2 separate regions of the Homo sapiens genome follow, and region 2 is linked to region 1. A link is a contact called in ENCODE Hi-C or POLR2A ChIA-PET data. All regions are on one chromosome and are shown on one strand. Each heading gives the region's core, a stretch centred on a gene start or an enhancer-like site at or near the end of the contact. The rest is flanking DNA. Distances are from core to core; before and after follow the strand shown. Region 1 overlaps LOC107984788 (a long non-coding RNA gene). Region 2 holds the start of ARID3B (AT-rich interaction domain 3B).

Region 1 (6,037 bases), core at 2,305-4,804:
ATTCTATCTCCACTCCTCTGAGTTAGGTCTACCCTAACTTTTTAGACCATGGACATTCACAGCCAGGAGGGACCTTAGGGAGCCTACAAACTTTTCTTCTACAATCTATAGCTTCTTGTTTTAAAGTTAGAGAAACTGAAGCCTAAGAGAGGAAAGCAATTTTTTTTTAATGAAAGTAACATCTGTTTCAGGTCTATTAGGTACAGGTTTCTTACATGTGTTCTCTCATTTTATCCTCAAAATAACTGAGTTAGGAATCACATTGCCATTTTTCAGATGATGAAATGGAGACTCCTGGAGACAAAGCAGAAAGGATGCTTGGGGCGGATTGCCTAGGATTATATTCCATCTCCAGCACTTACCAGCTGTGTGATCTTGGGCAAGTGGTTTACCTTCTCTGTGCTTCAAGTTGCTGGTCAGTAATGGGGCTAACAAAAGTGGCTACTTCAAAATGTTATTATGAGGATTAAATTAAATGATTTTTGGGTACCTAGAACAGTGTCTGGTACACAGAAAGCACTTGTTAAATGTTAGCTGCTGCTGCTCTGAGAGGCAGTGCAGTGCAGCACAGTGGTTTAGCACACTGCTTCTGGAATGAGATGTTCTTGGTTTGAATCTCAGCACACCAGTTACTAGCTATATGAACTTGGGTAAATTACTTATGTTCTCAGTGACTAGTCTCATCTACAAAATAGGAATATTCCTGATGATTGGTTCCTCAGTGAAATGGTTAGCTTCCCACATTATTACCTTGCAGTGAGTTCTGCCAACTGAAAAGCCCTTTTCAACCCTATGGAGCTTTTCATCAGATCTTTAGTGACCCATTTTAAACGTGAGTAGACTTCAAAAAATTACAAGTTACATCATCACAGAGATGAGAAGATATTGCATCTAAGAAAATAAAAATGAATGTAAAAAGAAAGAGTGGGGATCAAATGAGAATAAGACAGAGCTCTTGAAAATTAAAATTAATAGTCCAAAAAAAACCTTAAAAAATAACACATTTGATAGATGAGGAGAATGCTCAGAAAGTAAAACAAAAAGATAAACAGATTGGAAATAGGAAAGAAAGATAAGAAAATTGGAGGATCCATCAAGGATATCCAGCATCCAAAAAGTTAAACGTCCCAAAAAGAGAAAAATGGAGAAAACAAGGGGAAGAAAATATTCAAGGAAAAATACAAAAATAAAATTCCCACAACTGAAGCCATGAGCTTACTTATCGGAATCTACCACATGCTAAACACAGCAAATGACAAAAAGATCCACATCGAGGCAAATTATTAGGAAATTTCAGAATACCATAGATCAAGAAAAAATATCAAAAGCTTCCAGAAAAGAAAAACGAAAAGCAAATAAAAACAAAAACATATATAAAAGATCAGGGTACAGGATGGCGTTGGATTCCTCAACAGTGGCTCAGGAGGCTGACTGAGGCTGTAGAATTCTATACCCAGCCAAACTATTAATTGAGTGTGAGCTTCTCAGCAGCAACACTGAAAACTACAAGCAAAGAAGCAGTATCTTTAAAATTCTGAAGAAAAGTGACTTGTGAAATAGAATTTATGCCCAGCCAAATAGCAACCCACAAGAGCGCTAAAGAATTTTTTAAATGACAGTCCCCCCACATTTTCCTTGCATTCTCCTTGTCTCAGGATGCTGCTGGAGGGACTGTTCTGCTAAAATGAGGCGGTCAACCAAGAAAGAGGAAGACATAGAATCTGCAAAGCAGATGACCTGGTGGAGGAAAAACTGAAGGGATATTAGGATTGTGTGGAGAGATGCTAGGTTTGCAGCAGGGCCCAGGCACAGAGCACCATCTCTTCCTGTCAACAAGGCCCCACTGTACTGTCGCTGGTGCTGTGGATCCCCTGAAAGCAGACTGACTCTCATTCCAGCCCCATCTGTCTTCCCCAGCTACCTCACCCACTGCAGCTCCAAGGCCAGTCTCCTTGCACACCCTCCACAGGGCACATGGAGACTTCTGGAGTCCTCCATGCATCACAGGAATTGAGGAAGACTCTGGCATTCTGTCATCTGCTGTGTTGGTTTAAATGCCCCAGCCCAGTTGCCTCATCTTTTAAAAAGGATAATAATTAGCACCAATGTCACAAGGCCAATGTGAGAGTTTATATTTGCAAAGCACTTAGAATGACATCTGTCACATAGTAATGCAATATCGGTATTTGTTAAAATACATTATGTAATGATGTGAAGGTGAAATAGTAGTAGGCTAGAAATGTGTCACTTTAAACTTTAAAAGCTATGGCAAGTTCATCATCTCCCATTGGTCATGTATACCTAGACACTCCCAAATGGACCTTCCTAAAAGCACTTCAACTTGTGATGCCAGTGCAAGTCTGGCCACATTGATTCCTGCTGAACATAGGTTAGTGATTCCTCCTTGCTCTGTGGAAGAGGTCAGGGTTCTATTCTCAGGCCACTAGGATCTGCTCTGCTGTCCCCTCCAGAGTCACCTTGAACCAACCCTTCCTTCCCACTTGTCCTCCAGCTCTGGAAACTTTCTTCAGCATCCTTTCATAAACTGTGCTCCCTCTTGCTTCAAGACCTTCACCCAAGCTATTCCTTGTGTCTGCGTGGCTCCTCCTGCCACTATCTTCTCCTTCCTTTAGCCAGCTCCTGCTCACCCCTTGAATCTTGTCTGGGTTATCATTTTTTGCAAAGAAGTCTTCCCCAGACCCAAAAGAGATGATAAATCCCGTGATGCATTCTCATCCATGTTACGTTTAATTCTTACATTCAGCATGACCTGCAATTGTTTGGGTCATCCATCCATCCATCCATCCATCCAACAAATGCTTATTGAATGTCTATTGTATGCCAGGTACTTTTCTTGGCCTTAACCATATAGCAGTGAACCAAACAGACAGAACCCCCTTGCCCTGGTCTCTAGCAGTTATTTGATGTATATGTGTTACAAAGCAATCTCAAAACAGATATACCCAATTTGGGGCCCAGCTCTATCACTTCTGTTTCATAAACAATAGAATTTCTTTTCTCGTGTCCACTCTGTGCTGGGCTCCTGCAGTACAGACATAAAAGAGATAATTACCACACGTTTGTCTTTGAGAAAGTTACTTAATGCCTCTGATCCTAATTTCCTATATGAAAATTTTCTCTGCCACCTTTGAGGGGCCATGAGGATTAAATTACTGGACAGTTCTCTCTGTTCATGTAAAAGGGCTGTCGCATATGCAGTTGAACAGCAGAAGCCTCTTAAACAACCTGAGATCAACCATCAAAAACACAAGAGCAAGACTCCTAAGCAGTTCTTTGCTTACCACTATATTCCTAGTGTCTAACAGGTACCTGGAGGAAAGCAGTCTTTAATATATTATTTGTTAAGAAATAAGCCAATGAAATACTGCTACCTTCCCTAGAAAGATGATGGATTGAAGGCACAATCCTACTCCTATGAAACTCATGAAGATCTCCTCGAGCAATGGCAGGAAACAGAGCTGCTGACTAGCAGTTTCGCGGGAGGTTAAAAGAAGAGAAGCCCCACCCAGGCGGAAGGTCGCTGCGGTTTCTTTGGTGAATGATCCGTGCCCCAGCTCTCCCATTTAGACCCTAGTTAATCTGGCTACCCTTGTAACCAGGCCAGCCCTCTAGAATAACAGAGCCTGAAGTGAGGAGGTGGGAGGAACATTCATGAGTGGGTAACCCTGTGACTAATCCAGAGAAACAGTTTCAAGACTGGTGGTTCACCCCAGCCTTGTTTGTGTCTAATTTCCCCAGGGGCAAATCAGCCCCTTCATTTCACTCTGAGGTTTAGGGTTTCCCCTAGAGCTCTTGGTGAGACTCAGCCAGGATGTTTTGCATAAGTGTGGGAAGTCTTGGAGGTGGAAGTAGGAAATGGGGTGGAGAGTAAAGGTGAGACTGGATGGGGGGCACTCTGTCCATCCCCACTTCTGAAAAGCTTTGGCATAATTCAAATCAATTGTTTCTTCCCAGGCTATTTTGCAGAAGAATTAACACCAAAGGAGACAGAAGAATTGAGCCTTTTAAAACAAGTTTTTGTTTTTTTTTCCAGGAGAAAGGTGGGGAGAAAAATAAGAGCTGGAAAACACATGGCCCTAAACAGGTGAGAAGTAATAGGCCCTATCTTTTGTATCTGGGCCAGCCATAATTCTTGACAAATAGTGTGCATTTCACAAATGTTCATCAGTGAGTTGAAAGAACATGGGCTCTCAAAGCAGATCCACCTGGTTTGGGGCCTGGCTCTATCACTTCTGTTTCATAAACGGTGGCCTTTTTTTCCATGTGTCCACTCTGTGCTGGGCTCCTGCAGTACAGACACGAAGGAGGTAATTACTGCACATTTGTCTCTGAGAAAGTCACTCAAGGCCTCTGATCCTCATTTTTCCTATATGAAAATCTTCTCTGCCTCCCTTAAAGGGCCATGAGGATTACGCTGGACAGTGCTCTGTCCGTGACAAAGGGCTGTGGCATCTGCGTGCAGTTAAACAGCAGAAGCCCTCTTGAGCAACCTGCAATGGACCAGCTTGCTAGATTAATGTAGACTCTCCACACTACTCAGCTAGCACTGTGCCCATGCCTGGGATACACTAAACCCTTGAAGCTAGCAGCTCCAACTGAAGCTTCTCTCCAGTTTTCCTGGGCACATATGTTTCCATTGGTTGAGCTGTGTGTGCTTACTGAGGGCTATTTGTATTTCTTCTCAACCTGTACCTGTTACTCTGATTAAATAATGCAATCCATCATTTCATAATGCAATGAAATATGAGTGCAAAAACGTAGAGTTGTTTCTTTGCAAGCTAAAGTGAGTGCTTTGGAGAGAATCAATGCATGCTATAACGGAACAACCTCCTGGTGAATTCAGTGTAAGTGCGATAACTATAAAGGTTAGAGGAAAAAACAACAAAATAGAGTCTTTGGCATTCAGTTTTATATTCTCTTTCACTTTAAAGAAACAGAGACTACATATTGTTGGTGCTACCTCGTGGGCGTGATTTATCTGGGGAAGAATTCCAAACAGCCAACCCAGAGAATCCCCCATTTTCTATGACTGTCTTGGGAAAGTGGGTCTGACAAAGCTGAATCTCATCAGATTCAAGAGGGGGTGTTCGGTGGCTTTAATGCTTCTCCGTAAAGTGGATGGGAGAGTGTCAGGGCTAACTCAAGCCACAAAGGGTTCTGAGAACCTCAGAGCTGGGAAGGGCTTCATGTTCACTGGGCCCAGGCATCCCCTGGGGTGGGCACCTCCACCGCAGTCCCACTGCCAGGTGGCTGCCCAGGCTCCTGACTGATGCCCCAGTGACTCAACACCACTGAGACCTGGTTCGGTTTGAGTCGTATTCTGGTAAGCGTGCCTGACTCACTCTGCTCTCCCTTCTCTGTGCTCCTTGATGTACCCTCCTTTACCCCCAGGTGAAAAAGCTCCATTAACTTTGTCACAGCAGGTCCAGAAAGAAGCTAACACTGTAATATGAATTAGCTTAATATATTCTCAAGGTACCTATTTTCCCAGCAGGACAAGGCCTGCTTATCCTTTCAGATAATTCTTCATTCTTTCCTAGGGCCTTCCCATCTCTCCTAGCCCCAAGATCCAGGTCCTTCATCCAAAAGACCTACCCTAGGCCCCATTTCTGCACATTTCCGGCAAGATTCTGCCTGATCACTGCCTCAAGTTGATAGGACAAAATATTGTACCTGGGATCAATAAAAATTCTAATTCTAGCACTTTTTTTTTTTTTTTTTGAGACGGAGTTTTGCTCTTGTTGCCCAGGTTGGAGTGCGATGGCGTGATCTCGGCTCACTGCAACCTCCGCCTCCTGGGTTCAAGTGATTCTCCTGCCTCAGCCTCCCAAGTAGCTGGGATTATAGGCAGCTGCCAACATGCCTAGCTAATTTTTGTATTTTCAGTAGAGATGGGGTTTCACCATGTTGGTCAGGCTGGTCTCGAACTCCTGACCTCAGGTGATCTGCCTGCCTTGGCCTCCCAAAGTGCTGAGATTACAGACATGAGCCACTGTTCCCGGTCTAATTCTAGCAC
Region 2 (6,037 bases), core at 1,809-4,308, 4.8 Mb after region 1:
CCTCGAACTAGTAAAGATCCTTGCGAGCAGGGAATTTGTTTTGTCCATTGCTCAGTAAGCACCTACATGAGTGCCTGGTCTGGCATATAGTGGGAGTTGAATGAATATTTTTGATTGAATAAATAGGAGGTAAGGACAGGATGGGAAGGCAAGTAAGTAGGTTTCTCGATTTCAGGACATTCTACATTTTCTGTTACTTACATGATAAGGAAGTCAGGGGAAGTGGTAAGGGTATAGGTCAGAGATTTGTAGAGATCGTGGAGAGCAAGTTGACTAGAAAAATATAATGAAATTTCTAGTCACAGTTCACAGTCCTTTTTTTTTTTGAGACGGAGTCTTGCTCTGTCACCCCGGCTGGAGTGCAGTGGCGCGATCTCAGCTCAATGCAAACTCCACCTCCCGGGTTCAAGCAATTCTTCTGCCTCAGCCTCCAAAGTAGCTGGGATTACAAGTGCTTGCCACTGCGCTCAGCTAATTTTTGTATTTTTAATAGAGACGGGGTTTCACAATGTTGGCCAGGCTGGTCTCGAACTCCTGACCTCATGATCCACCCACCTCAGCCTCCCAAGTGCTGGGATTACAGGTGTGAGCCGCCGCACCTGACCCACAGTCCATTTAAAGTTGGTCTTTATTAATGTAGTGACGCCAATCTGTTCAGCAGGACACTTTTTCTTTTTTTGAGGTGGAGCTTTGCTCTTGTTGCCCAGGCTGGAGTGCAATGATGCAATCTCAGCTCACTGCAACCTCTCCTCTCAGGTTCAAGCTCTCCTGCCTCAGCCTCTGGAGTAGCAGGGATTACAGGTCTTCACCACCACGCCCGGCTAATTTTTGTATTTTTAGTAGACAGGGTTTCACCATGTTGGTCAGGCTGGTCTCAAACTCCTGACCTCAGGTGATCCACCCGCCTCGGACTCCCAAAGTGCTGGGATTACAGGCATGAGCCATCGTGCTCGGCCTCAACAGGACAATTTTTTTGTTTTTGAGATGAAATCTTGCTCTGTCACCCAGACTGGAGTGCAGTGGCGTGATCTCGGCTAACTGCAACCTCCGCCGTCCAGGTTCAAGCGATTCTTCTGCCTCAGCCTCCCCAGTAGCTGGGACTACAGGCATGCGCCACCACACCCAGCTAATTTTTGTATTTTTAGTAGAGACGGGGTTTCACCATATTGGCCAGGCTGGTTTCTAACTCCTGACCTCGTGATCCGCCCACCTCGGCCTCCCAAAGTGTTGGGATTACAGGCATGAGCCACCACGCCCAGCAACAGGACAACTTTCTATGACAAGGTACAAGCAAGGAGAAACACATAGGTCCATCCAGGGTGAGGGATTTCGTTGGGGAAAAAGGAGTGTTGTGGTGGGATTAAGATTAAGTAGGGGCAGGACTGTATTAATGTACCACTGAATCTAAAATGGATAAGGAAGGAAGTGAAGAGGGGATTAATGTATAAGAGATAAAGTAGAGGCTTTCAACCGATTAGATGCTCTGCTCTGATAAAGTGAAAGAACAGGCCGGGTGCAGTGGCTTACGCCTGTAATCCCAGCACTATGGGAGGCCGAGGCGAGCGGATCACCTGAGTTCAGGACTTCGAGACCAGCCTGGCCAACATGGCGAAACCTGTCTCTACTAAAAATGCAAAAATTAGCTGGCTTGGTGGCGCACACCTGTAATCCTAGCTACTCGAGAGGCTGAGGCAGTAGAATTGCTTGAACCCAGGAGGCGGAGGTTGCAGTGAGCTGAGGTTGCGCCACTGCACTCCAGCCTGGGCGACAGAGCAAGACTCCTTCTAAAAAAAAAAAGTGAAATAACAGTAATAACAGTTATGCTGTAATTCTATTTTTTTTGGGGGGGGGGAACAGTGTCTCTGTCACCCAGGCTGGAGTGCAGTGGCACAATCATGGCTCACTGCAACCTCCGCCTCTCCTGGGCTCAGGTGATCTCCCACCTCAGCCTTCCGAGTAGATGGGACCACAGGCATGCGCCAAAACGCCTCATTAAACTTTGTATTTTTTGTAGAGATGGGGTATCGCCTTGTTGCCCAGGCTGCTCTCCAACTACTGGGCCCAAGAGATTCGCCTGCCTCAGCCTTCCAAAGTGCTGAAATTACAGGCGTGAGCTACTGCATCAGGCCTATAATTCAAAAGTAGTCAAGCTGAGAGAATAGCAGGCTGTGGTTGAAAAGAGGGTTGTTCAAATTACTGAGTCGTGACGCGATAGCGTTTGGAGGGACAAGGTCCAGGTTTTAACTGGGATTGGGAGGCTGATATAAGGGTCGCTAAAGACGAGGCCCGATGTTGAATGGGTTGGCCACATAGGCTCTGAAATTATCAAAGATGGTCAGACGGGAGACAGACAAGGAGCTGGATACACAGATCGGCAGATTATCTCCAAACGGGGTGAAGTAGGTGACAGAGTCTAAGGGGAAGGGCTGAAGAAGCAAGTGTTTTTACAAGAGGTGACAGCACCTGGCACATAATCCCGACCTCTGCAAACTGAGACCTGAGAATACTAATTCATGTGAGAAAGTTTCAAGGGACGCAACATTCTCGGGACAGCCAGGTCTCTGTCCCAGGAAGGAGCGGAGAAGTTTAGAGACAAGCTGATCTAAACACGAGAACCTCTGAGGAAGACCGGCTTGAAGGCAGGAGATTGAGGAGGGGACCGAAGCGACGGCAAACCCTACACTCCTCTGCTCTTTAGTTACTTTCCTCCCAGCCAACCGCCCAAGCCACACCAACCTCCGCAATAGAAAACGCTCGGAGAACACGATCTCCCGCCCAGCTCTTTTCAACTCCCCGCGGAAGTGCTCACACCGGAACCCCTCTGTGTCCGCACTTTGCCATTGGCCGAGGCTTCCGCCCGCTTCCATTCGCTTCCTCCCACAACTCAGTCGGGCTGCGCGGTCCGTAGGAGTCACTTCCGCCTCGTCCCACCCCGCCCCCCGGTCCCTTTCTAGCAGCTTCCGGCTTCGGTCCCGCCCCGCCCCCTGTGGCCCCGCCCCGCCCCCGCCCCCGCCCCTGGCTGGCGGTCCAGCCCCGCGGCGCCGCTTCCGGTGCGGGCCCCGCCCCGGCTGTGGCCCCCGGCTGCGGAGGAGTCCGAGACGCAGCTGCCGCGCCGGGGCCTGAGCTGCCGCCTCCTCCGCCGCCCGAAAACCCGGAGTGCCCCGCACAGGTAAGTGGCCCGGGTCCGGGCTCCCTCAGGCATGGCGGGAGAGGAGGCTGCGACAGGTGGAGGGGCCGAGGCCAGGAGCCGAGGCAGGTGTAGAGAGAGAGGGGAATGCGCGAGTCGGGGGCGCGGGGACCGCGAAGGAAAGTGAGAGCGCCGCGGGAGCCCCGAGCGCCCTGTGCCCATTAGGGCATTTGAGATAAAGCGTTTGAGATAAAGCGATGAGAAGGGTGAGGGGCCCTGGAGCTGAGTGGGCGCGCAGATAGGTGGGGCGGGGGCCATCGGAAGAGCCAGCGGATTGGCTGGGAGGGTTGGTAGAGGTAAAAATGATAGGGCTGAATGGGGGGAGGTGAATAAAGAATGGGGGGAGGCGTGCAGGGGTGACCGGGAAGGTGGGCTGTGGGGCTTACAGGGGCCCGGGGCCAAAAGAATCCGGCAGCAAAAGCAGGGGAATGGTCAGCAGGCCGGGTTCAAAGCTGCAGGTAGTCCGTTGTACCCGGCTTGGTGGTCCGGGAACTTTAGGGGAAATGGGGGAGGGGCCCGTGTGAAGGGATGAAGAGGTTTAGATTTGAGACATAAGTTCTCCAAATGTAGGCAGGTGGCATTGTTTGGATCGCTGGCTGCTTAGGGACTGCGGGAAAATGGGCTCTTTGGGGGAGGGTGTGTGTATTGAGTTGTAGAACTGAGTCATCTCAGTCTTACTATAAGAGGCTGTGGGAGGGACACCTCCCCCTCTGCTGGGGACAGCATTCAGAGAAGATGGTGCCACAAGACAAGAAGCAGTTGTTCAGTGACTGGCAGGACTTGGTTGAGAAGTTATTCCGATCGTGATTGATTGACTGTAATGACTATGAGGACATTTAAAATGAACACCGAATTATTTGCTTTATTCTGTAATTTTCTTTGACCCAAATTGTTTTCATTTTAAATGAACACTTTTGCCAACTGAATTTAATGTGGATGTAAATCTTGTCATGCTTTTTTACACTGTAAGAAGAGCTAAAGCAGAATGAAAGTATTGCTGCAAGCGTAACTCACACTTTCTGAAGTGCCAAGAGAGGAAGTAAAGGCAGTAAGAGGCAAATTGGAATGCGAATCTTTCACAGAACACAAAAGGCACAAACAGGGCTATAAGATAAACAGAAAATGAGAATTTTTAATCTCTACTAATTGGCCTAGCTTTAAAAATTGTACCCTTTTTTACTCTAACCTGGAAAAAATCTTAAATCCAAGCAGTTTTTATTGCTGAAGATGTGATTACTTCTCCGTGAATTTTTGAAGATACTAAAGACACTTTGTTTTTTGTCTTTCGACCCAATCCTAAAACACTGGAACAATGCAGATATCAAGTCCCAACATGTGCAGTGCAGCTTCTTTCATGTGATGACAAAATTGTACGCCATGTTGCAAGTCCTGTTCACCTAAAATTGCCCTTGCATAGTAATCCATTCAGTTATGGAGACTTGCTGAAGAAACATAACTCAAGTGAAGTTTGTTGGGGGTGAGGGCCTGCAGGGGAGAGGTGGGGGAGTAAAAGGAGAAGAGGGTGTGAAAGTGATGTGTGTTTGGAGACTGATTGGTAAGAATGCAGATAAACCTGCCCCCAGAATGCTTTTGGCCCGAAAGACTTTTCTTTTTGTGTTTGTCAGAGAATATCATAATAGAAATGAATCAGAAAGAAAGGGGATGTGAAGAGATTTACTTCGCTGTTTATAAAAAAGAAGCAGCATTAACTTGTTGTTCAGACAATGTTGATATCTGTTTCAAATTAATTAACTTTAAAATCTCCAGAGGAATTCCCCCGTTTGCTTTTGAGTGACGATTGCAATTTGAGACTCTTGCCTCCTTGCGTGTTTCTTTCATGTTGTTGAAATTGGATTCTTTTTGAGGCTATAATGTCCAGTTAGTATGGCTCAGTCCACTCAACAAGCAGGCTGGCAATTTGATCAGGGAAATTTGAAAAGCTTAGACCCAAGAGCAGCTTGCTTGGTCTTGCTTTTTCTATGAGAGTAAAACTGTCTGCCTGATAGTTCTGTGTCTAGCTTAGAGGTGATATCTTTCTCCTGTGGGCTTGGGAACATACTCTCTCCTTTGCAGGCAGGTCCTTCTTTTCCTTTATTATTGTTGTTTGCATAATTATGCTTCTGCTACAGTGCAAACCCAGTTACCTTTTCAGTAATTAATGTTCAGTAACATTAGTTCAGTAACAGATTAATGTTTGATAATGTAGAGGAAGAGAGATCAGAACACGTTAGCAGACTAGATATTGGCTGGATGTACTTCTTTTAAAGCCTGCTACTACTACTGAAATTCATTCCCTATTTCCCCTCTTAGATCCTGTTTCTCTTCTTCACACCTTTTCCTACCCACCCACGAAACCCCCACCACTCACTCATCTTAAAACTCAGGTTTAGGAGCATATGTTTAGCGTTCGGAACTCATGGCCCTCTACTGGAGAAAAGGAAACCTTTTTATACCTGCTTAACATGGTTGTTTTTTCCCCCTCCTTCTTTGTGGTTTCTGTTAATCACTAAGGTTTAGACCCAGTGTGCCTGGTGGGCTGTGCCCAGGTTCAGAGTCATGCCACTCTGTGGGTGAAGCTTGAGGCAAAAATGGAGCCACTTCAGCAGCAGCAGCAGCAGCAGCAGCAACAACAGAAGCAGCCACACCTGGCTCCTCTGCAGATGGATGCCAGAGAGAAGCAGGGCCAGCAGATGAGAGAAGCCCAGTTCTTGTATGCCCAAAAGCTGGTCACACAGCCGACTCTCCTTTCCGCCACAGCTGGGAGACCTTCTGGCAGCACTCCCTTAGGTCCCTTAGCCAGAGTTCCACCCACCGCAGCAGTGGCCCAAGTGTTTGAACGGGGCAACATGA

The links. A loop is a pair of places that touch in the nucleus more often than their neighbours do. ChIA-PET counts read pairs that join two places held with the same protein, here RNA polymerase II (POLR2A). Pooled maps may share reads with other maps.
Region 2: a pooled map shows a loop between it and region 1 (2.2-fold over the local background). The contact joins the promoter of ARID3B here to the enhancer-like site in region 1. A Hi-C loop is called at or near these places in 1 of 50 pooled maps. POLR2A ChIA-PET finds 5 or more read pairs at or near these places in 2 of 52 experiments (PC-3 and activated CD4-positive, alpha-beta T cell).

The regions. Positions count from the first base shown.
Region 1 is chr15:69,752,102-69,758,138 of GRCh38, forward strand. It overlaps LOC107984788 (a long non-coding RNA gene), which reads left to right. Exons shown (of 3, transcript XR_001751592.3): 1 at 1-415; 2 at 4,055-4,105. Among named protein-coding and RNA genes, the nearest start is that of LINC00593, 80 kb to the right of the region's middle. Within about 2 kb of position 3,555, at least 6 of the 41 ENCODE cell types and tissues checked have a DNase peak (open chromatin) inside an H3K27ac peak, as active enhancers do.
Region 2 is chr15:74,538,162-74,544,198 of GRCh38, forward strand. ARID3B (AT-rich interaction domain 3B) reads left to right here and starts at 3,059. Exons shown (of 9, transcript NM_006465.4): 1 at 3,059-3,169; 2 at 5,699-6,037. The coding sequence starts at 5,776. It overlaps LOC124903528 (a long non-coding RNA gene), which reads right to left and starts at 2,927. Exons shown (of 2, transcript XR_007064719.1): 1 at 2,737-2,927. RefSeq lists enhancers at 2,315-2,444, 2,379-2,920, 2,495-2,644, 3,995-4,054 and silencers at 2,945-3,304, 3,821-4,005.